Regions from separate parts of the Mus musculus genome. Here region 2 is linked to region 1. Evidence: chromatin loops called from intact Hi-C (ENCODE). Cell type or tissue: heart. All regions are shown on one strand. Each heading gives the region's core, and the rest is flanking DNA. Links, peaks and the distances in the headings are about the cores only. Region 1 holds the start of Tnfrsf22 (tumor necrosis factor receptor superfamily, member 22). Region 2 holds the start of Cars (cysteinyl-tRNA synthetase).

The links. Hi-C counts contacts between places; a loop is a spot of excess contacts. Peaks named below come from ENCODE experiments on the same cell type or tissue, not always from the same donor. Only the 100,000 strongest peaks of a DNase experiment are listed, where the experiment ranks them.
Region 2: a loop joins it to region 1, with 2.7 times the contacts of the local background. A loop is called at or near these places in 2 of 42 quality-filtered maps.

What each region holds. Positions count from the first base shown.
Region 1 is chr7:143,642,366-143,657,741 of GRCm38, reverse strand. Tnfrsf22 (tumor necrosis factor receptor superfamily, member 22) reads left to right here and starts at 8,078. Exons shown (of 6, transcript NM_001311145.1): 1 at 8,078-8,215; 2 at 12,871-12,961; 3 at 14,338-14,466. The coding sequence starts at 8,111. In heart, for the core only: no CTCF peak of the experiment used is centred there; a DNase peak (open chromatin) is centred at 8,061; H3K4me3 peaks cover 799 bases; H3K27ac peaks cover 383 bases.
Region 2 is chr7:143,592,034-143,607,409 of GRCm38, reverse strand. It overlaps Cars (cysteinyl-tRNA synthetase), which reads left to right and starts at 7,320. Exons shown (of 23, transcript NM_013742.5): 1 at 7,320-7,428; 2 at 14,750-14,998. The coding sequence starts at 7,404. It overlaps Gm15579 (a long non-coding RNA gene), which reads right to left and starts at 7,306. Exons shown (of 2, transcript XR_870064.3): 1 at 7,197-7,306; 2 at 6,552-6,787. It also overlaps the pseudogene Gm15580. In heart, for the core only: a CTCF peak has its summit at 5,534 (motif pointing left); a DNase peak (open chromatin) is centred at 7,279; H3K4me3 peaks cover 2,199 bases; H3K27ac peaks cover 1,438 bases.

The DNA.
Region 1 (15,376 bases), core at 4,849-12,848:
AACAGACTGGCTACACAAACAGGACCCAACATTCTGCTGCTTACAGGAAACCCATCTCAGGGATAAAGACAGACACTACCTCAGAGTGAAAGGCTGGAAAACAATTTTCCAAGCAAATGGTCTGAAGAAACAGGCTGGAGTAGCCATTCTAATATCGGATAAAATCGACTTCCAACCCAAAGTTATCAAAAAAGACAATGAGGGACACTTCATACTCATCAAAGGTAAAATCCTCCAAGAGGAACTCTCAATTCTGAATATCTACGCTCCAAATGCAAGGGCAGCCACATTCATTAAAGACACTTTAGTAAAGCTCAAAGCACACATTGCACCTCACACAATAATAGTGGGAGACTTCAACACACCACTTTCATCAATGGACAGATCGTGGAAACAGAAACTAAACAGGGACACAGTGAAACTAACAGAAGTTATGAAACAAATGGACCTGACAGATATCTACAGAACATTTTATCCTAAAACAAAAGGATATACCTTCTCCTCAGCACCTCATGGGACCTTCTCCAAAATTGACTATATAATTGGTCACAAAACAGGCCTCAACAGATACAAAAATATTGAAATTGTCCCATATATCCTACCTATCAGACCACCATGGCCTAAGACTGATCTTCAATAACAGCATAAATAATGGAAAGCCAACATTCACGTAGAAACTGAACAACACTCTTCTCAATGATACCTTGGTCAAGGAAGGAATAAAGAAAGAAATTAAAGACTGTTTAGAGGTTAATGAAAATGAAGCCACAACATACCCAAACCTTTGGGACACAATGAAAGCATTTCTAAGAGGGAAACTCATAGCTCTGAGTGCCTCCAAGAAGAAAGGGGAGAGAGCACATACTAGCAGCTTGACAACACATCTAAAAGCTTTAGGAAAAAAAGGAAGCAAATTCACCCAAGAGGAGTAGACGGCAGGAAATAATCAAACTCAGGGGTGAAATCAACCAAGTGGAAACAAGAAGAACTATTGAAAGAATTAACCAAACGAGGAGTTGGTTCTTTGAGAAAATCAACAAGATAGATAAACCCTTAGCTAGACTCACTAGAGGGCACAGGGACAAAATCCTAATTAACAAAATCAGAAATGAAAAGGGAGACATAACAACAGATCCTGAAGAAATACAAAACACCATCACATCCTTCTACAAAAGGCTATACTCAACAAAACTGGAAAACCTGGACGAAATGGACAAATTTCTGGACAGATACCAGGTACAAAAGTTGAATCAGGATCAAGTTGACCTTCTAAACAGTCCCATATCCCCTAAAGAAATAGAAGCAGTTATTAATAGTCTCCCAGATAAAAAAAAAGCCCAGGACCAGACGGGTTTAGTGCAGAGTTCTATCAGACCTTCAAAGAAGATCTAATTCCAGTTCTGCACAAACTATTTCACAAGATAGAAGTAGAAGGTACTCTACGCAACTGATTTTATGAAGCCACTATTACTCTGATACCTTAACCACAGAAAGATCCAACAAAGATAGAGAACTTCAGACCAATTTCTCTTATGAATATCGATGCAAAAATCCTTAATAAAATTCTCGCTAACCGAATCCAAGAACACATTAAAGCAATCATCCATCCTGACCAAGTAGGTTTTATTCCAGGGATGCAGGGATGGTTTAATATACGAAATTCCATCAATGAAATCCATTATATAAACAAACTCAAAGACAAAAACCACATGATCATCTCGTTAGATGCAGAAAAAGCATTTGACAAGATCCAACACCCATTCATGATAAAAGTTTTGGAAAGATCAGGAATTCAAGGCCCATACATAAACATGATAAAAGCAATCTACAGCAAACCAATAGCCAACATCAAAGTAAATGGAGAGAAGCTGGAAGCAATCCCACTAAAATCAGGGACTAGACAAGGCTGCCCATTTTCTCCCTACCTTTTCAACATAGTACTTGAAATATTAGCCAGAGCAATTCGACAACAAAAGGAGATCAAGGGGATACAAATTGGAAAAGAGGAAGTCAAAATATCACTTTTTGCAGATGATATGATAGTATATATAAGTGACCCTAAAAATTCCACCAGAGAACTCCTAAACCTGATAAACAGCTTTGGTGAAGTAGCTGGATATAAAATTAACTCAAACAAGTCAATGGCCTTTCTCTACACAAAGAATAAACAGGCTGAGAAAGAAATTAGGGAAACAACACCCTTCTCAATAGTCACAAATAATATAAAATATCTCGGCGTGACTCTAACTAAGGAAGTGAAAGATCTGTATGATAAAAACTTCAAGTCTCTGAAGAAAGAAATTAAAGAAGATCTCAGAAGATGGAAAGATCTCCCATGCTCATGGATTGGCAGGATCAACATTGTAAAAATGGCTATCTTGCCAAAAGCAATCTACAGATTCAATGCAATCCCCATCAAAATTCCAACTCAATTCTTCAACAAATTAGAAGGAGCAATTTGCAAATTCATCTGGAATAACAAAAAACCTAGGATAGCAAAAACTCTTCTCAAGGATAAAAGAACCTCTGGTGGAATCACCATGCCTGACCTAAAGCTTTACTACAGAGCAATTGTGATAAAAACTGCATGGTACTGGTATAGAGACAGACAAGTAGACCAATGGAATAGAATTGAAGACCCAGAAATGAACCCACATACCTATGGTCACTTGATCTTCGACAAGGGAGCTAAAACCATCCAGTGGAAGAAAGACAGCATTTTCAACAATTGGTGCTGGAACAACTGGTTGTTATCATGTAGAAGAATGCGAATCGATCCATACTTATCTCCTTGTACTAAGGTCAAATCTAAGTGGATCAAGGAACTTCACATAAAACCAGAGACACTGAAACTTATAGAGGAGAAAGTGGGGAAAAGCCTTGAAGATATGGGCACAGGGGAAAAATTCCTGAACAGAACAGCAATGGCTTGTGCTGTAAGATCGAGAATTGACAAATGGGACCTCATGAAACTGCAAAGCTTCTGCAAGGCAAAAGACACTGTCAATAAGACAAAAAGACCACCAACAGATTGGGAAAGGATCTTTACCTATCCTAAATCAGATAGGGGACTAATATCCAACATATATAAAGAACTCAAGAAGGTGGACTTCAGAAAAACAAATAACCCTATTAAAAAATGGGGCTCAGAACTGAACAAAGAATTCTCACCTGAGGAATACCGAATGGCAGAGAAGCACCTGAAAAAATGTTCAACATCCTTAATCATCAGGGAAATGCAAATCAAAACAACCCTGAGATTCCATCTCACACCAGTCAGAATGGCTAAGATCAAAAATTCAGGTGACAGCAGATGCTGGCGTGGATGTGGAGAAAGAGGAACACTCCTCCATTGTTGGTGGGACTGCAGGCTTGTACAACCACTCTGGAAATCAGTCTGGCGGTTCCTCAGAAAATTGGACATAGTGCTACTGGAGGATCCAGCAATACCTCTCCTGGGCATGTATCCAAAAGATGCCCCAACTGGTAAGAAGGACACATGCTCCACTATGTTCGTAGCAGCCTTATTTATAATAGCCAGAAGCTGGAAAGAACCCAGATGCCCCTCAACAGAGGAATGGATACAGAAAATGTGGTACTACACAATGGAGTACTACTCAGCTATTAAAAAGAATGAATTTATGAAATTCCTAGCCAAATGGATGGACCTGGAGGGCATCATCCTGAGTGAGGTAACACATTCACAAAGGAACTCACACAATATGTACTCACTGATAAGTGGATATTAGCCCAAAACCTAGGATACCCAAGATACGAGATACAATTTCCTAAACACATGAAACTCAAGAAAAAAGAACACTGAAGTGTGGACACTATGCCCCTCCTTAGAAGTGGGAATAAAACACCCATGGAAGGAGTTAAAGAGACAAAGTTTGGAGCTGAGATGAAAGGATGGACCATGTAGAGACTGCCATATCCAGGGATCCACCCCATAATCAGCATCCAAACGCTGACACCATTGCATACACTAGCAAGATTTTATCGAAAGGACCCAGATGTAGCTGTCTCTTGTGAGACTATGCCGGGGCCTAGCAAACACAGAAGTGGATGTTCACAGTCAGCTAATGGATGGATCACAGGGCTCCCAATGGAGGAGCTAGAGAAAGTACCCAAGGAGCTAAAGGGATCTGCAACCCTATAGGTGGAACAATATTATGAACTAACCAGTACCCCGGAGCTCTTGATTCTAGCTGCATATGTATCAAAAAATGGCCTAGTCGGCCATCACTGGAAAGAGAGGCCCATTGGACATGCAAACTTTATATGCCCCAGTACAGAGGAACGCCAGGGCCAAAAAGGGGGAGTGGGTGGGTAGGGGAGTGCGGGTGGGTGGCTATGGGGGACTTTTGGTATAGCATTGGAAATGTAAATGAGCTAAATACATAATAAAAAATGGAAAAACAAAATTAAAAAAAAGACACTAGAGAAGACAAGACACTACGTAAATAAAGTGATTCAAGAGCCACACACAAAAAAAGAAGCACTATGAAGTAGGTAGAGAGGAATAGCCTGATGTGAGTAGTCTGCCCTACCATCTGAGGTCATGGTGAAATCCTGGCCAGTGCTGCTGCTGAGGGCCATGCTTTGGTCTGTGAGCATGCAGTAGCAGGGAACTCTGGCTCATATCTGTGGCTCATGTGGTTACCACCAAAGATCCTGCAGATGTGCCATAGGCTGGCACATGGAACCATATTGATGTCCAAGGCCTGGGCATAGCTTTCCCTGCCCTTCACTGGCTGCAACACACAAGAGAGTAGGCATTATACCTTGCCTGGACAGCACAGTTCAGCTGGCTCTGGTGGTAGGGGCATGGGAAAGCTGCCCTTGCCACCCATATTCTGTGTAGTATCGTGGGTCAGGGAAAGATGTCCTCCCCCCATTGCCCCTTCCAGCTGCTAGTAGAAAGTCCAGTCCCACTTGCTTGCTCCCACTGCCTTCTCTCAGGTATTCCACACCACCACCCCGACCCCTGCAGCTGTTCAGAGGTTCCGCAGCCCCTCACTACCAGGGGTATGCATACTGTTATTGTGAGTCTTTGCAATCAGTGCCCTTCAGGCTGTGTGCATCTAACAACCTGGCCTGGGCGTGCCCCTTGTACCTCAACTACGCATGAGTACGTGTCTGTCTCTTGCTTCTTCGTCTGGTCCAGGTCAGAAATGGAAGGGGTCAATGCTCTCATGCCCGAGGCCTGTTCCCACGTTCCCACAGCCTGCCTGCCTGCTCAGTTCATTGCCATACCCACTCCAGGGGAGTCAGTATGACAAGTCCAAAAGCTTAGCCGAAGTTCTGAGGCACAAAGTTTCATGGAAACTGGTCTCCTGGAGAGTCTCTGGCATCCCATAAATAAATATGGTCCACAGTTGTGCTTGCGATAGTTGGTGGAGGGTTCTGAGTGCTTTCCTTCAGTATTGTTTTATTATAGGTGCCCCAAAGGAATGATTTGACAAATAGCTAAGTTAGATTGAACATTGCTTTCTGGCCTTCACTGGTGTCCCAATATCCTAGGCAGTCGTTGAGCCCAACATGGGATTGGGATTTCGTAAGAACATTATTCATTCAGACAAAATGCCTCCAGTGTTGAAAGAGAGATAGTGAAAGAAATCAGGCATTACAATTTACTGGATAGAGTTAGAAATTTCGGGGCAAGTTTAACAAAGAAAGCTTAGAATTCTTATTATAGTCATATTAGACAGACTAGATTCCCTAATAGAGGAAAGTTGCTGGGCTCCTCTGGTAAATGGAGGTCCCCCACAAAACACTTAGAATGACAGCCTAGTCACTCCCATATGCAGGAATTTACAATGGTCTAGGAAGAAGGAGGGTTGTAGTTTAAGGATGACTAGAGTATTGCATTATTCATGAAAAGGTTAGCAAGAGTGAAAAACCCCTGGTGCAAGTTTTCACAAGGCTCAGAGGAATACCACACTTAGGTGCTTACTAAGGGACCCCTGGTGGTGGGTTATACAGTAGACTAGAATTGTGACTAGGGTGTGAAATCTTCACCTGGCTCCTAGAATAGCTGACTTTAGATAGGGCTGCTTTTATCTCAGTTGTAATCACTGCCTGGTTCCTGCTAGTCTTTTATGTATGTATTTCTCTGTTTTTTGTCATTATGCATCAGATGACTTCAATGTACCTTGGCTGATGTGTCCCCTAACTTCCTTGTTTTCTTCTGTAATATAAATCTGTTGGTCACTTTGAGAAATTACATTCAGATACAAAACTCTCTTGTGTTTGTGTCTGTTTGCCACTGGCCAACTTCTTGCCCACCTGAGTACCGGGACCCTGATTTTTCCCCTAGGTTGAGGGACCAACTGAGTCCAGCCTCTGGCACCTCCATCCCACCTTAAAGAGCAAGGGTAGAAATGGCTGAAGAGATGATACAGCCATTAAGAGGATGCTATGATCTTACAGAGAACACCAGTTTGATCTCCAGATTCATATCAAGCAGATTACAGCCATGTGTATCTCAAGCTATTGGAGATATGTCACCTCGAGCCTCTGGAGGCACCTGTGCGCACGGACGCTCGCGCGGGCGCGCGCGCACACACACACACACACACACACACACACGCACACACACATGCACACACACACATTTTAAAATAAATGTTTTAAAGGAGCAAAGGGCAGAGGGCAGAGAAGGACCTGGAGCACAAATATCTAGCCCAGGGTAGACAGGCCTCTTCTTTTCACCTCCCCTCCACCTACAGTGTGGGACAAGGCAGATCTGTAAACTGTATGCAGAAAAGGAAAGCCACTAGCCTCCCCCTGCTCCCGAGCTACTCAGAGACTGGTGGGACAACAGCATCCACAAGTGCACACTCCTCTCCTCTTCCCTTCCTCTACTTTCCCTCTGCTTCCCAAGGGTGGGGGACAGTTCAGCGTGTTGAACTAACCAAACTTTCTAAACACTTGTTTGTGTTTTGATTTGGTTTACTCCTGAGCAGACACCAGCCTGAGGGAAGACAAGAAATAGAAGAGGATCAGGCTGGCCAAGGAATTGGCCGCCCCCACTCCCCAGCCTAGGTGAGGGCAGATGGGCACAGGCTCCACTCCCTGGCCCTAGGGAGAGAGGCAAGAGATGATTTAAAGAGTACCAGGTGCCTGAAGTCACGCTCCTCTTCTTTGGGGCAGCCATTGAAATCCAGGACTCTGAGTCCTCCCTCATTTTAAAGAGGAAGTGGCATTTGGAAGGGAGATGGATGGGGCTGGTAGTGGGCCACTTTTTCGAATACCTGGAGGGGCCGGGTGGAACAGATGAACCAACCCAAGTTCCCTAGAGAAATAAGCGTTCTACTTCCTGTGTTAGGCTAGTAGACTTGGCTTAAATGTCCTGTGTCCCATGAGCTTGGATTGGCACACACAGTGGAGCTAAACACAGTGAAAGGAAGAAGAGGTGAGGGACTCACAGTCCAGGGATGTTCATACAGCCCTCCTCCCCCGACACACACCCCCCAACCCCAGAACTGGAAGAGTGCCTACCAGTCCTGGATATTTTGAGGTCCTCAGAGTCAGCGAGTCCCACACAGCCCCTCAGACCCTGACAGTGAAGCCTTCAGCTGCTGCTCCAGACCATTGACCAGTGAACACTCACAGGAACGCTACAGGGATAGAGTTACTTCAAACTTCTCCGTGTTGAGCTAAGACAGTGTGTGTTGTAGCTTATCTTCCTCTTTTTGTTTGTTGCTTTTGAGAAGGTTTACAGTCTGCTGCAGTCTGACTTTTATAACGATTCCAACAATAGTTCATGCCTCTCCCTCCACTCAGGTCCAGGAAAATTTTTAATTAACTTATAATAAAGAGCAGTATACCGTAATGAAAAACAAACGAAGGCAGAGAATTCGACTTTAACTTGCTGTTTATAACAAATATGATTCTGTTAATAACGTCATAGGCATTTAAAATTACGTTATTTATAGAAAACTAGATATTACTGAGCACTGATTGTGGTGGGAAGGCAAGAGTGGTGGCGCTGGACCCGCCCACGAGATAAGGCAACCATACAGGAACCAATCCGCTGAGGAGAGGCGTGGCCACCACAGCAGCTCCTCCCAGCTGAGCAGCAGCGGCGTGCTTGCACTCGGCCATGTTTGGCTTCTTCTGCAGCTTGGTGTCCAGTCTGAGTCGCTGGTTCCTTTGGCGGCGGCTGCTGCTGCTGCTGCTGCTGCTGCTGCTGAATCTGCCCTTGCAGGTGAGTAGATATGGCCCTGCGGAGCTGAGACTCGCTCTGGGCACCGGATCCCCGGACTGCAGAGGAAAGCTACTGCCGGCGGTGAACTGATGGCGGGCTGTGCCATCAGCCTGGGCATCGCCAACCAACACTTCAGAACTTCGTCTGCTCTTAAGTGGTCCAGAGTTGGGGGATTGAGGAGGTGAAGCAGAGGCAGGGGAATGGCCAAGCGGGTAGCCAGAGAAAGTGTGTCCGGTTGGTCCCTGAGCTCCGGGACAAGGTGGACACGCCTCTCCTCCCTTTCTCATCAGAAAGCGGTCCATCGGAAGGCGACTCCGGAAAGTGCCATTGCGGACTGCAGTGGCCCGCGCGACTGTGCGCCTTGGGTGGGTCCGGCCCGGCTGGTCTTGGGGTGTAGTACTAACTACTACAAAAGGATCTGTGTGGAAGGCCTGGCTATGCCTTTCCTGGGCCTTTCGGGTCTCTGCTAAGTTCGTCCCGAGATCGCTTCTTGTCTCTTTAATCATAAACTGCAGTTAAACCTAAGTTAGTGGGCAGCCTGATCTACATAAGGAGTCTCAAAACCAACCAAACAACCAAACAAAAAACCTAGACGATCCTGTAAATGACATTTTAGTTACAGCCAACTTAATTTTATGTCAATTTTCTCTCATAAGAGTCTTCATCCCAAAAATAGGCAGAAAAAGGTTTATGTTTTATAACCTGTAAGGATATCCATTTTGTAACACATTCAGATCTTTAGTTATAACAACAACAACAACAACAAAATAACCCTTAGATTGTTCTAAGATAGTATCTGAGCAGTCAGAGACCACTTACATGTAATCAGCATTTCTTTAAACCACCTAGGAGCTGGTTAATAGTAATTCTTTGCTAGCTGCTGGTGAGCAGCTTTCACAGAAATGGACCCAGAGGGCATCCAGCTTCCCTGGGAATCTCCTGGGCAAGGGGCCAGAGGATATGCAACTCAGAGGTGACTTCAAAGTTCCCAGCACTTTGAGGGACTTCGAACATATTTCACAGGCAGGTTTCACATGGGATGGCCCTTGACCCTGAAATCTCTTCCCATCCCTATTAGGGCTCTGGGGCTCCATGCCTGCCCAGGCACCGCCTGAAAAGTGGTGCATTTTGTCCTCCAGAAATCCCCAGAAACAATCTAGACAATATTAGGTTGTTTTTGTTGTTGATGTTTTAAGGTTGTTGTAAAGAAAAAATGGTGATCATCTCAAATAATGCCACAAAATGAAGGTACTCCAAAGAAAGACTGAGGATGAGCTGGGCCGGGTAGTGCACGCCCTTAATTCTAGCAATTGAGAGACGAGGTAGACATGTTTGTGAATTTGGGTTTAGTCTGATCTTTATAGTGAGTTCTAGAACAGCCAGACTGTGTATGAGACACTGTCCTGTAAAAGTCAAAAATAAAAATAAAAGACTGAAGATAACATCTCTTTCAAGAATATTTTTTAAAAAGACTATCCTCAAAGAATATTGAAATTTTAAAAAATAGGGCATGTGTGTAGATTTTTGGTCTTTTGAGACAGGATTTCTCTGTGTAGCTCTGACTGTCCTGGAATTTGCTCTGTAGACCAGATTGGCCTTGAACTCAGAGGTCTGCCTGCTGGGATTAAAGACATAGGCTGTGAAGATATCCTACTAAATCCACTGTCTAACCTGTGGTCATGTCCTTCCTAAGTGTAAGTACAGGTGAAGCAGGCCATTTCCAAGGGGTAAAATAGTATTGCCTTCAGGGCAGTGATGAAGTGTCAGCTTCAACATATAATAATGGTGACGATGAATCAAGATGAAGGTATTGAACCTAGGAACCCTAAAAAGAAGACTCCTGCCTAGCAGTTAAGAGCAGAATTCCTGACAGAATTAAATGGGCAGAGACCACCAGAAAGAGATAGATACATAGATAGATAGATAGATAGATAGATAGATAGATAGATAGATAGATAGATAGCAGAGACCACCAGAAAGAGATAGATAGATAGATAGATAGATAGATAGATAGATAGATAGATAGATAGACAGACAGATAGATACATGGATAGATACATAGATAGATACATAGATAGATAGATACATAGATAGATACATAGATAGATACATAGATAGATACAAAGATAGATACATAGATAGATACATAGATAGATAGATAGATAGATAGATAGATAGATAGATAGATGATAGACAGACAGATACACACACACACACAGAGAGAGAGAGAGAGAGAGAGAGAGAGATATCCTATCTATGAACCAGACTCCTGCTGAAGGCTGGACAACACTGACGAGTATGAGATCAGAGCACAGTGGTAAGTATGAATGAGGATGGCTCCCACGAATGTATAGATGGGCCCTAAGGGTTGATGCTGTGGAGAATTTTTTACCAGAGTATGTACCATAGAGATGCAAATATAAAGAAGTGAGCCTCAGTGCTCAATAGTTTTTTGTTTGTTTTTTTGTTAAAGAGCTCAGTTGATTTGTGTGCTTAGTTTGAGCTCCTTCCCAGTGTTTGGGTATCAGTCAAGGTAGGTTACTCAGAGAAGGAAGTGGGGAGGAGATAGAACGTCCTGGGAACATATGAACTGTTCTATATGCATTATTTAATTTCACAACCCTAAATAGTAAGTATATTACTATCCCCATTTTACAGATGAGAAAAGTGAGACATGATGATGGTAAATAGTGAATCACCTATTCATTTATAGGCTCTATTAGCTTGTGTGATATCATGGCTCCACACATGATCTTTCAATCCCCTATGTGATCAATGATCACCACATAAAGTTTGGGGTTTTTATGGTTTTCGCTCTTGTTTTTTTGTTTCTTGGGGTTTTTTGTTGTTGCTGTTTTGTTTTGTTATTTGCCTCTGTTTCATGTTGCATGTATCAGTGTCTGGAGTGCATTAAGTACTGGCTATTCTTGTAGAGGAATAGGACTCAGTTCCCAGCACCCACACGTTTGTAATTCTAGTCCCAGGATTCTGCTGTTCTCTTCTGGCCTCCTCAATCACTGCACATACATGGTGTATATGCATTCAAGCAGGCATACACTCATAAACACAAATATAAATCTTTAAAATCATCTGTTGCGCCAATGGTGGCACACACACTCAGCACTCAGGAGGCAGAGGCAGAGGCAGAGGCAGAGGCCAAGGCAGGTGGATTTCTGAGATCGAGGCCAGCCTGGTCTATAAAGTGAGTTCCAGGACAGCCAGGGCTACACAAAAAAACCCTGTCTCGAAAAACAAAAACAAAAACAAAAAAAACAAAAAACAACTTTAAAATCATCTGTTGCAGAGCTAGAAATATAGCACATTGCTAATTAATTAGTGCCCAGAGTGAGCCCTGGGTTTAATCCTCAGTACTACAATAAAATAAAGTAAAACCAGTTATTTCTTTACAATTACTTGAGGCTTTGAGTAATAAAAGACCAAACAAAATTAGATATTATTTATTTGTTTATTTATTTATTTATTTTAGTATTTGCTTTTGCTTATTTGTATAAGTGTTTCCTAAAGGGTTGTTAAGTATGTCACTTTTGTCTGCAATTCCTGAGAAGGCCAGAGATGACATCAGATTCTCATGAACTGGAGTTACAGGTGACTGTGAGCCTCTTGCATGGTTGCTGGGAACCAAACTCTGGCCTTCTGTAAGAACAGCATATGTTTGTTTTTTGGGAGTTATGGTCTTGTTGTTTTAAGACAAGCCCTGACTATCCTGGAACTCACAGAGATCCACCTTTCTTTGTCTCTCGAGTGCTTGGATAACGATGTGTACTGCTCTGCCTGGACTCCATATGCTCTTACCTGCCATCTCTTCAGCCCTAGAAACACTTCTAAAGCTTTAGGGTTCTTAGAGAAATAGTATGTGAAGGAGGTGAATTAAAGAAAAAAAAGGGGGGCTGGAGAAATGGCTCAGAGGTTCAGAGCACTGACTATTCTTCCTGAGGTCCTGAGCTCCTGAGTTCAATTCCCAGCAACCACATGGTGGCTCACAACCATTTGTAATGGGATCTGATGCCCTCTTCTGGTGTGTCTGAAGAAAACTACAGTGTACTCACATACATAAAATAATAAACAATTCTTCAAAAAAAACAAAAAAAAAGAAGGAAGGAAGAAAGGAAAGAAAGAAAGAAGGAAAGAAAGAGAGAACAAAAAACAAAGCAGAGCTATCACTCCTTTATCCTTTTGCAAGTTGTTCCAACTGGTGTCTCCATCTGCAGCCCCAGCATAGGAAGCAGCCATCAAAGCTTGAGATTTGGATGATAGGATCCCAGTAGGTCACAAGTTGTGCTAGAACATTCGCTGCTGCTGCTGCTGCTGCTGCTAATGATGATGATGATGATGATGATGATGATGATGATGATGATAAAAGTGAACTAAGGATGGAGTGGGGTGGGCATGATACTGCTGTGCAAAAAGCCAAGAGCCACTAGACTTGGTAGTGGTGTATTGTGCAAGCTTTCCTGGGCAACTGCAGGCTTCAGAGTTCTACAGCATAGCATCAGCCACAGCGTAGCATCAGATAGTCCCCGCTGGGCTCTGCACAAGGAGGCCCTGCCTTGGTACTTCCTTTTCCACCATCATCCAAACCATCCTCTGCAGTTACCAATAAAAATAAGCTGCCCCTTGTCCTTTTCCACTCATAGGTAAAATTTGCTATGCTAGAATTACACTCCTTCAAATGTCCCGCTGGTGAATACTGGTCTAAAGACGTCTGTTGCAAGAACTGTTCTGCAGGTGAGTTCTTTGCTGGGACCCAATGCCACAGCATAGACATGGGTGACCTTTGAAGCACACCAGTGGCTATACAAGATGAGGAGGGTGTGTGCCAGGGAGGTCAACTCAGCCACTGCCTACTCTTTCAAACTCTAGGAGATGCTTCCTAACCAAGGTACACAGAATGTCACCCCTAAAGGAGGCCCTCTGTGTGTTCAAGAGGGTTGGTGTGAGTATTCATTGCAAGGCCTCACTAGTGTAGGGTCACCCAACTCTCCACCCTGCAAGGCATGATGAGTTCTATGCCCATATCCAAAGGCACCAAGCTGAGAGGAAGGTTCAGAAAAGGGAGCTGGGAGGGTTAATTTCATCTACCTGTACTTGTCTTGGGTGCCAGGGAACCCTTAGCCCCTACTGCTACCACTTCCAATAGAGAAAGTGGCTTAAGTAGCTTGCTATGGTCACACTCTACCTTGGTGGCAATGTCCATCCTTGCTCTTCTGCTCTCAGCTAACAGCACATGTGCTCTGTATCAGGAACCCTGGTTCTGTAATTATTTCTGGGGAGACATAAACACCAACTGTTCACTCCAGATAACAGGAAGTGATAATAGTCACTGAGAACAGACCAAAGAAGCGATTTACCCAAGTGTGGTTTGGTGAACCATTGAGGTTATTGGGGTCGCTTTCACACCCATAGGTGACTAATGCAACTACATATTGTAATATGAGCCTAGCATGGGTGACAACTTATTAAAGCTGTATGCCCAAAGCACTCAGCACAACTTACAGGGAGCCAGAGTCTCTTTTCTAGAGATTGTTTAAAGTATAATGTGGCTGTGAAAAGACACCATGACCACAACTTTTATATAGGAATGCATTTTACTGGATTGCAGTATTGAAAGTTTAGTCCATTATCACAATGGCAGGAGGCCTGACTGCAGGTAGGGTTGAAAAAGATAAAAATGGTGCTGGAGAAGTAGGTGAGAGTTCTCTGTTCATATGCAAAGGCAGAAGAAAAAAACAAACACTTGGACCCTTGAAACTTCAAAGCCCAGCCCCAGTGATGCACTTCCTCCAACAAGGCCACACCCCTTAATCCTTTCAAATAGTGTCACTCCCTGGTGACTTACATGGGCCTATGGAAGCCCAGTAGGGAGTCAGGATCTCATTCTACTCACCCTAGGCTATCTTGGTTCCTAGTCCCCTAAGGGTCAGATGTCCACAGGACTGAGTGTAGCTCAGGGAACCAGCAGCCCTCATAGATCCTCAAGCACTTTGTGACAGCCCAGAGATTATTTTGAACTTGTGATAAAGATGTTAAGCCTACATAGAGCAACATAGCCCTTTATTGCTGAATGCCTGAGCAAGGCTGATCCCATTTGCCCTTATCCCCAGGTACATTTGTCAAGGCGCCCTGCGAAATCCCCCATACTCAAGGACAATGTGAGAAGTGTCACCCAGGAACATTCACAGAGAAAGATAATTACCTGGATGCTTGTATACTTTGCTCCACCTGTGATAAAGGTGAGTATGTGACTTAGCAGAGGCAGACTAGCTATGAAGACTGGCATTAGAGTCAGAAGTACCTGGATGGAGTAGTCATGACTAATGGATGCCAGAATGCAGCCACAGAATCCCCACTGGCATAAAACTTGTTTCCTGCCGATGGGCATGGTTGTACAATGTTTAATCCCATTACACAGAAGGCAGAAGCAGCTGGTCTCTGTCTTGGAGGCCACCCTGGGTTTTGTTGTTTGGTTGGTTGGTTTTGGTTTTTGTTTCTCGAGTCAGGGTTTCTCTGTGTAGCCCTGGCTGTCCTGGAACTCACTTTGTAGATACGCTGGTCTCGAACTCAGAAATTGGCCTGCCTCTGCCTCTGCCTCCTGAGTTCTGGGATTAAAGGCCTGCACCACCACTGTCCTGGGAGGCCACCTTGTTTATACAGTGAGTTCCAGGGCAGTTCTAAAGGCTACACAGTGAGACCCTGTGTCAAAATCAAACCAAGCCACAAATTATTGATTATGAGTAAAAAGGACTCCGTAAAATCAATGTCAGAACAAGCACAATCATAGCCTTCTGCCTTTTTTATAAAGATAATTTTTCTTCTACTTGTCAATTGAATGCAGAACCTAGTAAAACACATGCTGGTACCTAGAAAGATCATACCTCTGTGGATAAGCAATCATGTGTGCTTCCCAGACACACAGAGAAGAGCTAAAAGAGTAGATCAGAGGGCACACAGATCTGGGGAAGCAGCAGAGAGACGAGGGCCACACCTGCAGATGTCTTACAGGATATAGAAATATAATAAAACCTTTTTCACAAACTTTAAGCAGGCAGAGCATGGCAGCACATCTGTTTAATCCCAGCACTCTAAAGGCAGATCTCTGTGAGTTCAAGGACAGCCTGACCAACATAGTGAGTTTAAAGACAG
Region 2 (15,376 bases), core at 2,657-10,656, 48 kb after region 1:
CCACAGTGGGCTGGGCCCTCCCACATCAATCATTTTTTCAACAAAATGTAGCCAAGTGTGATGGCCCAAATCTTTAATCTCCAAATGGAAAGCAGGCAGATCTGTATGAGTTCTAGGCCATTCTGGTCTACATATAAGTCCCAGAACAGAGACTAGAGAGACCCTGTCTCAAAAAATAAAAGGTCCCACAGGCTTGCCTATTGTCTTATGGAGGCAATTTTTCAAATATGGTTGAAATGTTGAGATAACTCAAGCTTTTGGCAAGTTAACAAAACAAAACAAAACAAAAAACAACTAACCAGGACAAGGGGTTTTGCCCTGCATGTGCCTATGTACCACATCCATGCCTGGTGCCATGCAAGCCATAAGAAAGCCTTGGAAACTCTGGAGCTGGAATTATAACTGGTTATAAGCTACATGGATACCAGTAATTGAACCCAGGTTCCACTGAGTCATCCATCTAGCCCCCTGAGGGTTAATTATGGTTTTCAGTACAACATGATCTCTTGTGCATGCCCTGGCTCGCCAGCAAGAACGACGCTGCAACAGGATCCTTCTGCACATTGGGAGAGCTTGATTGCAGAGGCGAAGAGACCCTAATCCCAGAACTGGTGCTGCTTATATAGGCCTAGGAGAGGCGTGTCTCACACCCGGATTGGTTATGCATGGGTTATGCTTACCACCTCATTTGCATGTCTCACATCTGATTGGTTAACATGTCTCTCATCTGATTGGTTAACTTCTTTCTCATCTGATTGGTTAACTTGTCTCTCATCTGATTGGTTAACTTGTCTCTCATCTGATTGGTTAACTCTCAAAACCTCATCTTGGCAAAAAAAACTTTACTGCCTATGTATGCGTGGTGGCCAGCGGTAACCAGCGCCACCCTGCAATGGCACATGTGGCTTCCCACAATGATCTAGAGTCGCCCAGGAGGTGACTACAGGCATACCTCTCAGGAAATTTCTAGATCCAGTTAATTAAGGTGTAAATAAACTGTGAGCCCAAACACACTTTCCCTGCTTTTGTCAAGTGTTCCCCCTGTCCCCTCTCTGAGACTCAATCATACTCTGTAGATTAGGCTGGCTTTCCTCTGCTTCCTGAGTGCTGGGATTAAAAAAATATACACCATCATACCCAATAGGTCTTTTGTTTGTTTCTGTTTTGTTTTGTTTTTAGACAGGGTTTCTCTGTGTAGCCCTGGGTGTCCTGGAACTCATTCTGTAGACCAGGTTGGCCTCAAACTTGGGAATTGCCTGCCTCTGTCTCCAGAGTGCTGGGATTAAAGGTGTGCACCATCGACAGACACTTTTTTTTTACCTTTTTTTTTTTTTTTTTTTTTGGAGACAGAATTCCACTCTGTAACCCTAGACAAGTGCCTTTTAATAGTGTGCACCACTACATTTGGCTGTTGTTTTAATATCATATTAATGTGTGTTTGTGGGGGGTGGGGTGGGGGCATATCCACCTGAGTGCAGGTGTCCTTGGAGGCCAGAGAGGTCGGATCCCCTGTAAATTAGAGTTAAAAAGCAACTGTGCGCTGGGAACTGAACTCTGGTCCTCTGAAAGAACAGCATATGCTCTTAATTGCTGAGGCATCATCCCAGCCCCTGGGGTTGATTTTTCAGACAGGATCTCACTCTTTGCCCAGGCTGGCTATCTGTGCAGTCCAAGCCTCAGACACACAGTCATTTGTAAAAGCCACCACATCAAAAGTTAATGCTTGGAGTCCCGAAGAAAGAGCAGTGATATGCACAGAGAGACACATGGACTCTCTGGGTTCCTTATACATGGAAAAGAGAACCCTATCTTACATTTTGGTATATTAAAAGGCTGAGTGGGGTTACTGGGTTACTGCGAGTGTAGGCCTTATCTACAGCCTTAGAGGTCAAAAGTGGTCAGAGCTTCCTGTGAATATACTTCCCTAAAATGGTACAGCAAAAGGCATTTCCTTTGGGAAATCAGACTACAGTGGTTTCCATTCGGAAGAGACTTGTGATCACCAAACAGAGATAAACTGAATCACAGATTACCTTTGAGTTTAGATTTACCCTTGTTGGAGTCCACTGAAAGACCCTCACTCACAAAGACCTGAGACAGAGATCACTGCAAACTGCAAGAGGTTTATTGACCAAACGTGTTGGGGTCCCTCAGCACTCAGGCAAGAGGAGACCCCAAAGGAACAAAGAGCACACTTTTTCTACCTTGTAAGGGGCAGATTTAGGCAACAGAGCTAGCTGGCTTGTTCTAATTAGTGTAGCAAGTGACCCTTTCAGGCATTGGTTGGTTTGCATGGGGTGACTACCTTTGGCCTAGTGCCTCACTCTGCCTGCCCTTGTTTTTTTTTTTTTTTTTTTTTTCTCAGCATTGTTTAGTCGGCCAGCTTTCTTATCTGGTTCTGCACTTGGCCTGCTAATATAGTTTGGAAAGTCCCTTCAGAGGGGAAAGGGGCTGGGTGGTCTTGAATTTATTTTGGATTCTACACTCTCAATGAAAGCTTTACAGGCTGTCTGTATAGCAAATCATCCTCCTGCCTCAGCCTCCAAAGTGCTGGGATCACAGGTACGTGACCATCGCCTGTAGCTCCTGCCTTACGCTTTTTATACTTATTGGTAGTGTTAGGAATGAATTCAGGGTTGAAAAGAGACCAGCACACCAATGAGAGCAAAACTTTACTTCTGACCATAGGGCACACAGGGGCAGAACAGCAAGCAAGCATACAGGGATAGAAAGTTTACTCAGTTCTTATTCTAACACAGGTGGTGATTGTGACTTTTCCCCATTGTCTGCGGTTTTTTAAGGTGCACAGGTAGGGCTATAGAGTTGACTCACGGCTTGAGAAGTTGAGAGCACTTGTTGCTCTTGCACAGGACCTGGGTTCAAGTCCCAGCACTAGGGGATCTGATGCCCTCTTCTGACCTCTGTTATACTGGGCATACTTATGATATACGTGTATACAAGCAGGCAAAACATTTGTACTGGCTAGTTTTGTGTCAGCTTGACACAAGCTGGAGTTATCACAGAGAAAGGAGCTTCAGTTGAGGAAATGCCTCCATGAGATCCAACTGGAAGGCATTTTCTCAATTAGTGATCAAGGGGGAAAGGCCCCTTGTGTGTGGGACCATCTCTGGGCTGGTAGTCTTGGTTCTATAAGCGAGCAGGCTGAGCAAGCCAGGGGAAGCAAGCCAGTAAAGAACATCCTCTGCATTAGCTCCTGCTTCCTGACCTGTTTGAGTTCCAGTCCTGACTTCCTTAGTGATAAACAGCAGTATGAAATTGTAAGCTGAATAAACCCTTTCCTCCGCAACTTGCTTCTTGGTCATAATGTCTGTGCAGGAATAGAAACCCTGACTAAGACAACATTCATACACATAAATCTTAAATGTTTTTTTTTTTTTACAGGTGCTAAGGAAATTAAGGAAATTGCTAAGGAATCAGAAACTTAATTCACTTACATCCCAAGAATGCAACTGGACCTATGTATGTGACTGTGTGGAGGGGATTAATACATTTGCATAAAGGTTCTTTTTTTACAAGATGGAGGAGATAAAAAGACTGGAACATTTTGTCCTAAACAAAAGTTTTAGGAGCTTGAGAGATGGTTTAGCAGTTAAGAGCACTGACTGCTCTTCCAGAGGTCCTGGGTTCAATTCCCAGCAACCACATGGTGGCTCACAATCATTAGTAATGGGATCTGATGCCCTCTTCTGGTGTGTCTAAAGAGAGCAATGGTGTACTTACATAAATAAAATCTTTTAAAGACCTGTTTGACAGAAAAGACTAGTATTTAATATTTCTTATAGTATTATACACATGACATTCTTCCACCCAAAATTGTATACTTTGTCAATATGTGCCTTGGTAATTTTAGTAATTTTTTCTAGACAGAGTCTTATATAATTCCTACTGGCATCAAATTCACTTATAATTGAGGATTAATTTTTAAAAAGATTTTATTTTATTTATACGAGTAACTGTAGCTGTCTTAAGACACACCAGAAGAGAACATCAGACCCCATTATGGATAGTTGTGAGCCATCATGTGGATGCTGGGAATTGAACTCAGGACCTCTGAAGGAGTAATTGGTGCTCTTAACCTCTGAGCCATCTATCCAGCCTTGGAGGATGATCTTAAATTCCTAAGCCTCCTGTCTCAATCTCTGGAGTCACAGGTATTCACCACTATTTTCCCTGGCAAAAGTTACGAGTTCTTTTTGGTGATGGTTGGTAGTTGTTTTTTGGTTTTGTTTTGTTTTTAATTTGTAAAAGAGAATCCCGCTCTTAGCTGATGCTATACTGGAACTATGTAGCCTAGGCTGCCCTCAAATTGTGGTAATTCTCCTTCCTCAGTTTCCCAAGTGCTAGGATTGCAAGCATGTGCCACCATCCCGCTCTCTGTTGTGGGATTCACCAGAGAAGACTGCAAAGACATGGATTTAAGACAACAGAGAATCTTTATTAGCTGGCCAGCCACTACACTGGGTGTTCAGAGGATCCCAATGTAGCACTGAGCCTTTCTCAGGGTAAGTTTTTAAGCACAAAAACCATGTTTTCAGTTGACATAGTTAACAAAAAGTTAGACAGAAGCAGAAATACAGAAGTTGTAAATCAAGGCTAATACATTTAGAGACTTTCCCAAACTTGTATGGACTTTGACGGATTAAGTCTTTGTTTTAGTTTTGGCCAGTGTACTGTCTACATGCTGAGTTTTACAGCCTGAATGATATTTTCATCATGGAGTCATTTGTGATAAGGTCTGAGGCCCTGTTATACTCTGGGCTTTAGTTTTTAAAGTACTGGTGTTATAGGGCTGGAGAAACAGCTTAGCAGTTGTCTTAGTCAGGGTTTCTATTCCTGGACAAACATCATGACCAAGAAGCAAGTTGGGGAGAAAAGGGTTTATTCGGCTTACACTTCCATACTGCTATTCATCACCAAGGAAGTCAGGACTGGAACTCAAGCAGGTCAGAAAGCAGGAGCTGATGCGGAAGCCATGGAGGGATGTTCCTTGCTGGCTTGCTTCCCCTGGCTTGCTCAGCCTGCTTTTTTTTTTTTTTTTTTTTTTTTTTTTTTTTTTTTTGAGATAGAGTTTCTCTGTATAGCCCTGGCTGTCCTGGAACTCACTTTGTAGACCAGGCTGGCCTCGAACTCAGAAATCCGCCTACTTCTGCCTCCTGAGTGCTGGGATTAAAGGCGTGTGCCACCACGCCCTGCTCAGCCTGCTCTCTTATAGGACCCAAGACTACCAGCCCAGAGATGGTCCCACCCACAAGGGGCCTTTCCCCCTTGATCACTAATTGAGAAAATGCCCCACAGCTGGATCTCATGGAGGCATTTCCCCAACTGAAGCTCCTTGTTCTATAATAACTCCAGCTTGTGTCAAGTTGACACAAAAGTAGCCAGTACGGCAATTAAGAACCTGGCTACTCTTCCAGTGGACCTGGTTTTGGTTCCCAGTAACCATGTGACAGCTCACAACCACTGGTGTCTCTAGTTCCAGTTGTTGGGGGTCTGTTGCCCTCTTCTGGCCTCCTCAGGCACTGAACAGATGTAAATGCCGGCAAAACATTTCTACATGTAAAATAAAAATTATCTCAAAAACTTTAAAAAGAAAGTACTGGCAGCAAAAATACAGTATTTTTGAGAAAGTTGTGAAGTTAGCAATATATGCTCTGATCACTTTAATATGTTTAATACTTTATGTATGTATATAATGGGTTTGTATATGCTTGGCCCAGGGAGTTGCACTATTAGGAGTGCCTTGTTAGAATAGGTGTGTCACCGTGGGTTTGGGCTTTAACACCCTCATTCTAGCTGCCTGGAAGCCAGTCTTCTAGCGGCCTTCAGCTGAAGAGGTCTAACTCTCACCTCCTGCCTTGATGATAATGTACTGAACCACTGAACCTGTAAACCAACCCCAATTAAATGTTGTCCTTATAAGAGTTGCCTTGGTCATGGTGTCTCTTCACAGCAGTAAGACCCTAACTAAGACCTATGTGATACATTATTTCTCTGCTGCCCATGAAATGAACCAATTCAAGCCTGATTAGAGTACATATAGGCAGGTTTATTAGGAAGCTGCTCTCAGGCGAAAGTTCACTGGCCCCAAGGACTGAGGCCAAGGAAGTCACCATGGTGGGGGAGGAGAGAGAAAGAGAAAGGGTGTGAACATAGAGAAGACAGGAGGAGCGATGAGGAAGACCAAAACATCTGGTTTATATAGGGAAGAGCCTCTGGGGGAAGGGCAGTCCAGCCCCTGGGCTGGAAAGTTCAGGGTTACAGCAAGGGTATGCCAGGTAGGGACTGAGGGATGCTGAGAGAACCTGGAGGCCAGGTTTGCTTTGAAATATAAAATTTGCACCTCAGTCCCTTGTCCCAAGGGTACATAACCAAACAATACATATTACCAAGTATCAATTATTTTTTAATTAATTATTTATTTATGTTGAGACAGAGTCTCTTATGGAGCCATGGCTGACTTGGAACTCACTGAGAACTGCCTGCTTCTCCCTCCTGAGTTTCCAGGAATTAAGACCATGGTTGCCAGAATATATATATACCAGAATATATAATTGTATTTATTTATTTCCCTGCACACACACACAACACATGTCTTTTTCACCACAGGCATGCAAAGCCCACAAGGATCAAAAGAGGGTTAGGATCCCATGGAACTGAAGTTACAACCGGTTGTGAGCAGTTGTGAGTGCTAGAAATCAAACCGGTGTCCTCCAGAAGAGCAGCCGTGCTCTTGACCACCGAACCATCTTCCAACCTCAAAACGGAGCTTTTAAAAAAAAAAAAAAATTGTGAGACAGGGTCTCGCTATATACCTGGCTATGTTTCTAAAATAATACTTTCCATTTCTTCTCATAAACCTCCCTCTGATGGTGTGTCTTGGGAGGCGACATCAGGAATTAAGGAACACACAGGAAATAAAAGGATTCAGGAGAGAGTGTAACAGGAACCACCTGTTTCCAGGCTTGTGTGGCCTTTTGGAGAGTGTCTCAGAAAAAGGCGTCTTCCTCGCCCCTCTCCTCCAGTCGCTGAGTCCCTTGCCCCACCCTTTCCCTTGCATCTCTTTAATCTCTACTCGTTTTGCCCCGCCCCTCTACCCAGCTCCTCGCCCCTCCCACTCCCCCATTTCGTCCCGCCCCTCCCAGCCCTCTTCAGCAGCCCGGGTTTGCGCTTCTCACTGTCTTAGCCCTTTGGTGTCTATTAAGTTCCGCGCCAGCGTAAACCATAGTATTCTCCCATCATGCCCCACGTCGGCGTCAGTTTGCAGTTGCCTAGCTACTGGACATGCCCGGAAGACGACTGGTGGGGCGGGACTTCCGGCGCCGCGGTTGCATCAGATTCTGGAAGGCGTCTGTGGCGGCGGCCGCGGGTCTTGATTCCCAGTGATGGCAGGTTCCTCCGCGGAGCAGGGTGAGGTTTGCGGGATGACTGTGGAGCTCTGGGTACAAGCATGGCCCGAGTAGGCAGTACCGGGCTGGGGCTGTGTGGGCAGCATGGTCCAAGGAGGCAGTGCCCAGGCCAGTGCTGTGGCGACAGCGGTGGAACGAGTGGGTAATGCCAAGCGAGCCAGGGGTTGGGGGCAGCAAGACCCAGGGACTCAGTGCTCAGGTCGGGTCTGTGGGGACAACCATGGACTAAGTGGGCAGTGCCCAGACCAGTGATCCGAAGATAGTAAAGGCTTAAATGGGCAGTGGCAGGCAAAGGCTGTTCGGCAGAGGATCCCTGGGCGGGAAGTGACCAGCCAGGGCTCTAGAGTGGAGGCTATTGGGTTGGGCAGTGGCTAGGTCAGGGCTCTAGGAACAGTGCATGCCCAGGTGGGCAGTGACAAGCTAGAGATCTGGATTAGGCAGTGACTGGAGTGGGCAGAGATGGATCCTCAGGTGAGTAGTATCCAGTCCAGGGCTCTGGGATAAAACGTTCTCCGGTAAGCCTGTGGGGACAGCCGTGGCCCAAGTGGGCAGTGCAAAACCAAAGCTCTGGGGATGGCCAGCGTCTCAATGGACAGTGGCAGGCCAGGACCTGGGGGTGGCTGCCATGACTCCCTGAAGCTAGAGTACTCCTTGGTGGGACCTGACTCCTGTCTTGTAAGTGCCTCCCTTCCTCAGCTTCAATTTTTTGATTGGGTTAAGGCTAAAGTTTCCTTGGATACTCAGCAATAGGAGAGATGGTCCTGTTTCAAATAGCCTGACTCTAGTTGGTACCTGGATGAGACCTCACCACTCCCCCTCCTGCCCTGGCTGGACTTTGGGGGTAAGGCAAAGGCCCAAAGATTGTTTTGGTCTTCTGCCCAAGCAGGTGGGCGGAAGGGCACATGAGGTTGGTACTTAGGGAAGTAGGGCAGAGGAAGCAGGGACTCCGTGTACGCATACATGAAAGAGCTTGGGGATTTATGAAGGCTTTAATCTCCAGTGTGGTCAGCAGTCACCACAGAGACCTGTCCAGTCAGAGCATCACTGTCAGAGCATCATTGGCAATCTACTTTATTGCCAATTGGGAGATTCCCTCAGAAAGCAGTCACTTACGTCACCCCAGGGTAGACCTGGGCCTTGGCAGATCGCTGAAGAGCAGTGTCTTTTCTCATCTTTTTAGCAAGTGGGTTCTAGAAAGAGCAAAGGCCTTGGCCCATATCCTGGAAGGTGAGAAGCAAGCCTTCAAAGGCAGAATGCTTAGTGTAGGTTTTAGTCTCTGTGATGAAGCCAGAAATTAGATGTGAGCTCTGACTTCTCAGTTACCTGTCTCCAAGATCTCTCAGGCATCCTGTGGTGCTCTGTGGTTACTGTGGCCTTGCTGGATTCTGATCACCTGAGTACCCAGATGACAAGACTGCTTAGCATGTGCCTAGTGACAGTGGTACCTACCTTTGTATTCTAGCATTCCACTCAACTGGCATGCCTAGTTTCTATCTGCTTCACCCACAGCAGCTTTTGTAAGTCCACCTAGACTACTATAACACAGAAGCATGGCCAGCAGCTCCACCCTGAGCTGCCCAACAGGTCTAGGATCACAACTATGCCCATACTCACATTACAGGAAATGGGTCCTGCCACTGAGGGTGGTGTAGTCATAGGAAGAACTTGGAACAGTGCCAGGTGTGTAAGGACCAGGTCTGTCAAGAATGGGACTCTGCGACTCCATCCATCCATCCATCCATCAATCCATCCAATTAGACAGGGTTTCATATAGCCCAGGCTGGAATTCCCGATCCTTCTGTCTCCTATAGGGATGGCAGGTATCACAACACCATGTCTAGCTTCCTCTTTGGCTTTTAAGTAAAAGTGTATACATGATGTGCAGATCTCAGGGGAGATCACAAGTCCTGAGGGAAGATGATCCAGGAGTCAGAACTTCCATGAAAATCCAGGAATGGGTGTGTGGTGGCATGTGCCTGTCACTCAGTAATTTTAGTGCTCCAGAGGCAGAGGTAAGGGGATCTCTAAGAATTCAAGGCCAGCCTGTTTTACATAGTAAGTTCGAGGCCAGTCATAGATAATAGATACATAGTGAAACTTTGTCTCAAACAAATTAACAAAAAAACGAAAGAAAAAAGCAACTCAGAGAAGGTAGCCACTTTTAACAAATCCAACAAAGCTATGTGTGGCTACACATCAGTAATTCTTACACTCTGGGAGATGAGGCAGGAGGATTACCAGTTTGAGACCAGCCTGGACTACATGGGATCCTGTTTTAAACAATATAAAACCACTCAGGAACTGGAAAGCCACAGTACAGAGATGGCCTTTAGTTGCAACTTGAGGGCACTGGGGTGATTGCTTTTCCCTTCCTGTTTCCTCAGAAGATGGCCGAAGCTCTGAATGACGTGGGACACAATGTCACCCAGAGTATGGGATCGCAGGCTTATTTCAGGCCCTCTGATAGGTGGAGCTCATCTCAGGTGCCAGATTTTCCCCATAGCTTAACCACATAGTCTTCATAATCATGCCTAACATGTAGTCTGCCACAGTACAAGTCCCAGGGCAACTGCAACGGTGCCTGTGTTCCTTGTGACCCTTCCTGTGCAGATGAGCACCCTGAGGTCTAGAGAAGTAAAGTGTTCAGTCTGCCATCACCACAGCTAGAGACAGGCCAGGTACCCCTGGGTGCAGGGACTTCAGCTACCATGTAGCGACCCTTTTTCAGAATCTCTTAGAATGACCAGGTTGGTTCCAGTTGCCAGGTACAGGAAGTAGAAAACAGAGCAAAATAGACCTCTCTTTTTTTTTTTTTTTTTTTTTTTTTTTTGTTTTCTGTTTCAAAATGCTTTATTTTTACTTGGTCCAAGATGTGGGAGAGGCTCCAGGGCAACTGTCTAGTGGCTTGAGAAGTTCATTCAGGTAGAGGTCCTGTGGCGGGTTGGTGCAGAGCAGAGGAGGGAGCCCCTTGGAAGGCACAGAGGCCTCCTAGTCGTGCTTGAGAGTGAGGCGCTCAGATACTCGCCCAGAGATCCCTGGGGCGTGCCAAGTCTGCGCTGGTTGTGGCCCTGCCAGCCTAGGGAGGTCAGCCAGGTGGTTGCCCATCTTCTTGATGAGCGTCACCTCCTTATCCAGGAAGTGGCTTTCCAAGGTGTCACAGAGATGAGGGTCTGTGCGGGCAGAACCCAGGGCATGCAGATCCACGAGAGCCTGGCTCTGGTTCTTCTCCAGGGCCAAGGCAGCTTCCATGGCCTCCTGGGTTTTACCCCATTCATCTTGGGGTGGTTTCTGCACATCCTGGAAGGGTGCACAGCTCCCACGATTCTCCTGCAACTTGAGGAGACACTCGGTGCCCTCACTCTTCTCCTCAGCCAGTTTGAAGAAGAAGTGGCCTACGCCCTCCAAAACCACGTCATCCCGATCAAAACAGCACAGAGAGAGGTAGGCATAGGAGGCCTGCAGGTGCAAGTTGACCAGTGCAAGTTCTCAGCAGCTTCCACTTTGGTGGAATAATGGCTGATTCAGAGTATGGAACTAACCTCGAAGACAGTGCTAGCTGGTCCTAAGAGCCGAAGGCAGCGAGGAGATGGTCCTGGAGGCTGTGACTGGAGAGACTTGTAAGGTGGCTGGAAGCTATTAAAGTGTGAGTCCCCGGATCTGTTCCGTCCAAACACGGTTGAAGCAAGACACAGAACCATGGGACCTCCAAGGCACTGCCAAAGTGGACCTTTTTGAAGGATGCAGATATTTGCTTATCTTTGGCCTTATGTTCATTCATGGCAGTAGCCTCTGAATATATGAATGTTTTCTGGCATCTTGAGCAGCAGCTCCTGGTGGCAGTAGAGTGGGAACCCCATAGGGAACATATGGGAAAGGAGAAGCAGGAGCAGCTAGAGGGCCCGGGGGTGGAGGGAGGGGGTGCCCGGGGGCGGGGGAGGGGGTGCCCAGGGGTGGGGGTGGGGTGCTTTTGCAGGGAGGAAACAATCTGCAGGTGTGGTTACTTTTGGGACATCTGCAAGGTGAGGGCTTTGAGGGACCCTTAGCAATAGTGACAGTAGTAGACAGAAGTCAAGAGCAAGTGACGGTATAGCCCCGTGTCAAGTCAAGGCTTACCCTCTGGGAGCTTAGGGGGCTGCTCCAAGAAATGCTCTCTTCCAGTGTACTTGAAAGGGGACAGGGCCAGGTGCTGAGAGCGGTGTGAATGCTGATGGAAAGAGCCAGGCAGGGTGTGAATGCTGAGCGGGTGTGAATGCTGATGGAAAGAGCCAGGCAGGACGCTGCTTCCACATGTTAGGACTATGGATCATTGGAAGTGATTTTTGCTTCTTCGTTGTGCTGAGTGCCAGCTCCTGTGTAGTCTCAGTGGCTGATTGGTCTGTAGCTGTGTCAGTTACTGTCTACCTCTGGGACGGTCCCACCATCAGAGCGCTCTGCTCTTTGTAAGTTCAGGGGATGAGCTGCAGGTGTGCCCTTCTGTGGAGGCAGAATAGTTTGACCATGATGTTCGAAGGGTCCTGGTGACATCAAGTTTGCCGAATGGGCCTGGGAGGAATTTTTTTGTTGTCAAGCAATGAACAGTCAGGGAATGGCTTAACCGACTCCCCTGAGAAAGCTGACCTGTTCTAGGCGTTTCCTCCAGGAGTGTCTGCACAGCTCCAGCTGGAGCACCTTGCACATCCTCAGTTCCCCTTCTCACCTGCAGGCTTTGCTCCCTCACAGTGGTCTGGGCTGTGCTACCCAGAGCCTTTGGGATCCTGTGGTCAGGCACATTCCTCCAGGGAGCCTCTGGAGTACTTCAGTGATTACAATCATCGTAATGCAGGAGCAATTATAGTAATGACAGCAGCAAGCCTGGCGCTGGCTCTTTGCCAGAGGTTTGTAAAGCGTGTTAAGTGTAATTGCACTTAGAGCTCCAAGGCTTTATGAGGCTGGTGGTATTAAGTGTGCTTCCTTCTGAAGAGGGCAGGTGCTTAGCCTGCTGGCAAGGCCCATCTTCCAGAGCTCTCTGCAGCCCAGTGCTGTCTCCCAATGCTGGCCATAGCAGTTATCATTAGGGAACCTCGTGGGTACTTAGAGAGGAAAACAAGCGATGAAGTAAATATTTGGAGTTTTCCTGGCCATGGCTCAGTGGTCTCGGGGACTGCTAGGCAGGGACTGCCTTCCTTCTTGGGTAGCCTCTTTATCTGGGAAGAGATGTCCTGTTAATTTCACCCAAGTGGCCTAGAGGCAGGGTCATGAGAATGCAGTTGGAGGGCCCTCTTTGTAGAGCAGAAGGCCCAGATCTAGTTCTGTCACCTTGGCTGAGGGGCTGGAACAAGGGGTTCTTCTTCAAAGCCTACAACTGGGTCCTGAGAGCCTCTTGCTTAAAGAAGGAAAGGAAACTGAAACTGGGAATTGTAAAAGTAACTTTTATTCTCCTGTAATAATTGTTACCCCGAGGCTTACTGCCTCAGTCTACTAATCTAGGCCTAGAATGCTTTCAGCCTCTGAGACTTACTGCTGAATAAGCTCGCCCTTTCTAGTTCCTTCTGAACTCTAGTTGGCTGGTTCAACTCAGCTGCTCTGGTTCAAACTCCTCTCCAAGCTGACTGATTCAATCTGCTTTCTCTCTCTTGGCCTCTCCTGAACAGCTCTGCTTGGCCTCATATTAACTTTGGCAATATGTTCCAATCTTCTGGCCCCTTCTCATTCTCTGGCTCATTCTGTCTTCACCTGTCTCTATAAAACTCTCCCCATAAAACTACCTCCTCCCTTTTTCCTCTCAACACTGCCCCTTAAGTAGCTTCTCTTTCCTCTTTCTTCTTATGAGAGTCGAGCATATTCTATTCCATCAAATCTTTGTCTGCTTCATCACTCTGTCTGCCACACAATTTGACATCATTTTCAAACATGGGTGCTTCTTTCTACAAACTAACTCTACCTTCATTGTTTGGAATTAAAGCTGTGTACTAAGGGCTGAGTACTGAGGAAAAGATACAGGGCTTGCAGTGTCCCATAGGGTTTCTACTGCTATGATAGAATAAATACCATGACCAAAAAACACCCAGGAAAAGAAGGGTTTATTTTTTCAACTCTCAGGTGACATTCTGTATTGCTAAAGGAAGTAGGGTAGCAACTCAAAATGGGGCAGGAACCTGGAGGCAGGAGCTGATGCAGAAGCCATGGAGGGGTGCTGTTAACTGGCTTGCACCTTAGGGTTTGCTCAGCCTGCTTTCTCACACGTCCCAGGACCACCAGGGATGACACCACAGTGGGCTAGCTCTCAATTACTAATTCAGAAAATATGCCACAGGCTTGCTCCTAGGCCATTCTGGTGGCAGAATGTTCCCAACTGACGTTCCCTTTTCCTAAATGACCAACTTAGACCTAGTTGACATAAAACTAGCTAGGACATGATGTAAAAGTCCAGCCACGATAGAAGCTTAGACTTCTCTCCTCCTGGAGCTCATGCAGAACACTGCCTGGAGACTGTCCACTCTCAGGGGTGTGGGTGATGGCAGTCATAGCTGTTATATACCCTTTGTAGCAGGTGCCCCAGTGGAGGGGTCAGGTGTCCTCAGAGCAGTTCCTCCTGGCAGCCCTGAACACTCTTAGTGGGTTTGGAGAACTTAGGAAGGGATATGGTATTTCGCTTCTGGAAGCCATATTTGTTCCAGTCTACAGGCTTATGCGTGGCTATGTCATGTGCTGAGGGCTCTTCAGCTGCTACCCTCTCCGCAGCATGCAAGTAGCCATTTCATTAATTGATTAGTTTATTTTGTGGTGCTGGACATCAAACCCAGAGCCTTATACTTGCTAGGTGAGTACTCTGAGCTACATCTCCAAGAGATTTGCCTGCTTCTGCCTCTGCTGAAATTAAAGGTGTACATGAAAATGCCTGACCCAAGTTAGCCATTTTAAAGTACACAATCCCTGGCATTAATCCCTGGCGTCACTCACGGTACTGCAGACCACCTCAGTATACATATGAAGCCTTTCCTTAAGGCTTTAGGAGGGAACCTGACCTGCCCCACTGTCACCCTGCCATCCTTCTGCATGCCCACCCTGTGGTCCTTCCTCTTCTGGATGTCTGACACGCAGGAAAGGGCTTTGACAAACACAGCTGTCTGGCTCTTGTACCTTGGAAGCTTTCTGTGCGCATACCTGACATCCTGTGACCTATTTGTTTTTTTCTATCCTGTGCCCTCTTGCCTGCCCTGTCTGATGTTGCATCTCCCCTACTCGCTTGCCTGACATGTGCTGTTCTGCCTGCTTGCCTGCCTGCCTGATGTCATGGGTTGTCTGCCCTCTGGCCTGACATCCTGTGCCCTCTGTCTTTGCAGCTGCCGACTACAGGTCCATTCTGAGCATTAGTGACGAGGCAGCCAGGGTGCAGGCCCTGGACCAACACCTCAGCACGCGTAGCTATATCCAGGGGTACTCCCTATCCCAGGCAGATGTGGACGTGTTCAGGCAGCTCTCGGCCCCTCCCGCTGACTCAAGGCTCTTCCACGTGGCTCGGTGGTTCAGGCACATAGAAGCGCTCCTGGGTGGCCCCCAAGGCAGAGACGAGCCCTGCAGGCTTCAAGCAAGTGAGTAACAGCAGTGAACCTCTGCTTCAAGGTCAAGGGCATGAGGTGCTACAGGGCAGTGGATATCCTGCTGGAGACTCACCTCCATATTTCAGTCAAGTGTTCCTGTGGGGCAGAAGCCATGCTTGTTGGGTCTGGTAGGATAAAGTCATGTAACCAACATGTAGCTCAGCGCCACCTTTGGGACCACTTCAGGGCCATACTAGATGCTGTTACAGACCTGTCTTGGGGTTCCACTAATGCTTTGATGGGAGTGGCTCTTGGTTCTTGTCTTTAGTCCCATAGGTTACATTTGTTTCTCTTCAGATGCAATGTCACTAAATATTGGATCTGTATTCATTGACCAAAAAAATGCATAAGTCTCCTGTCTGCTTTGAA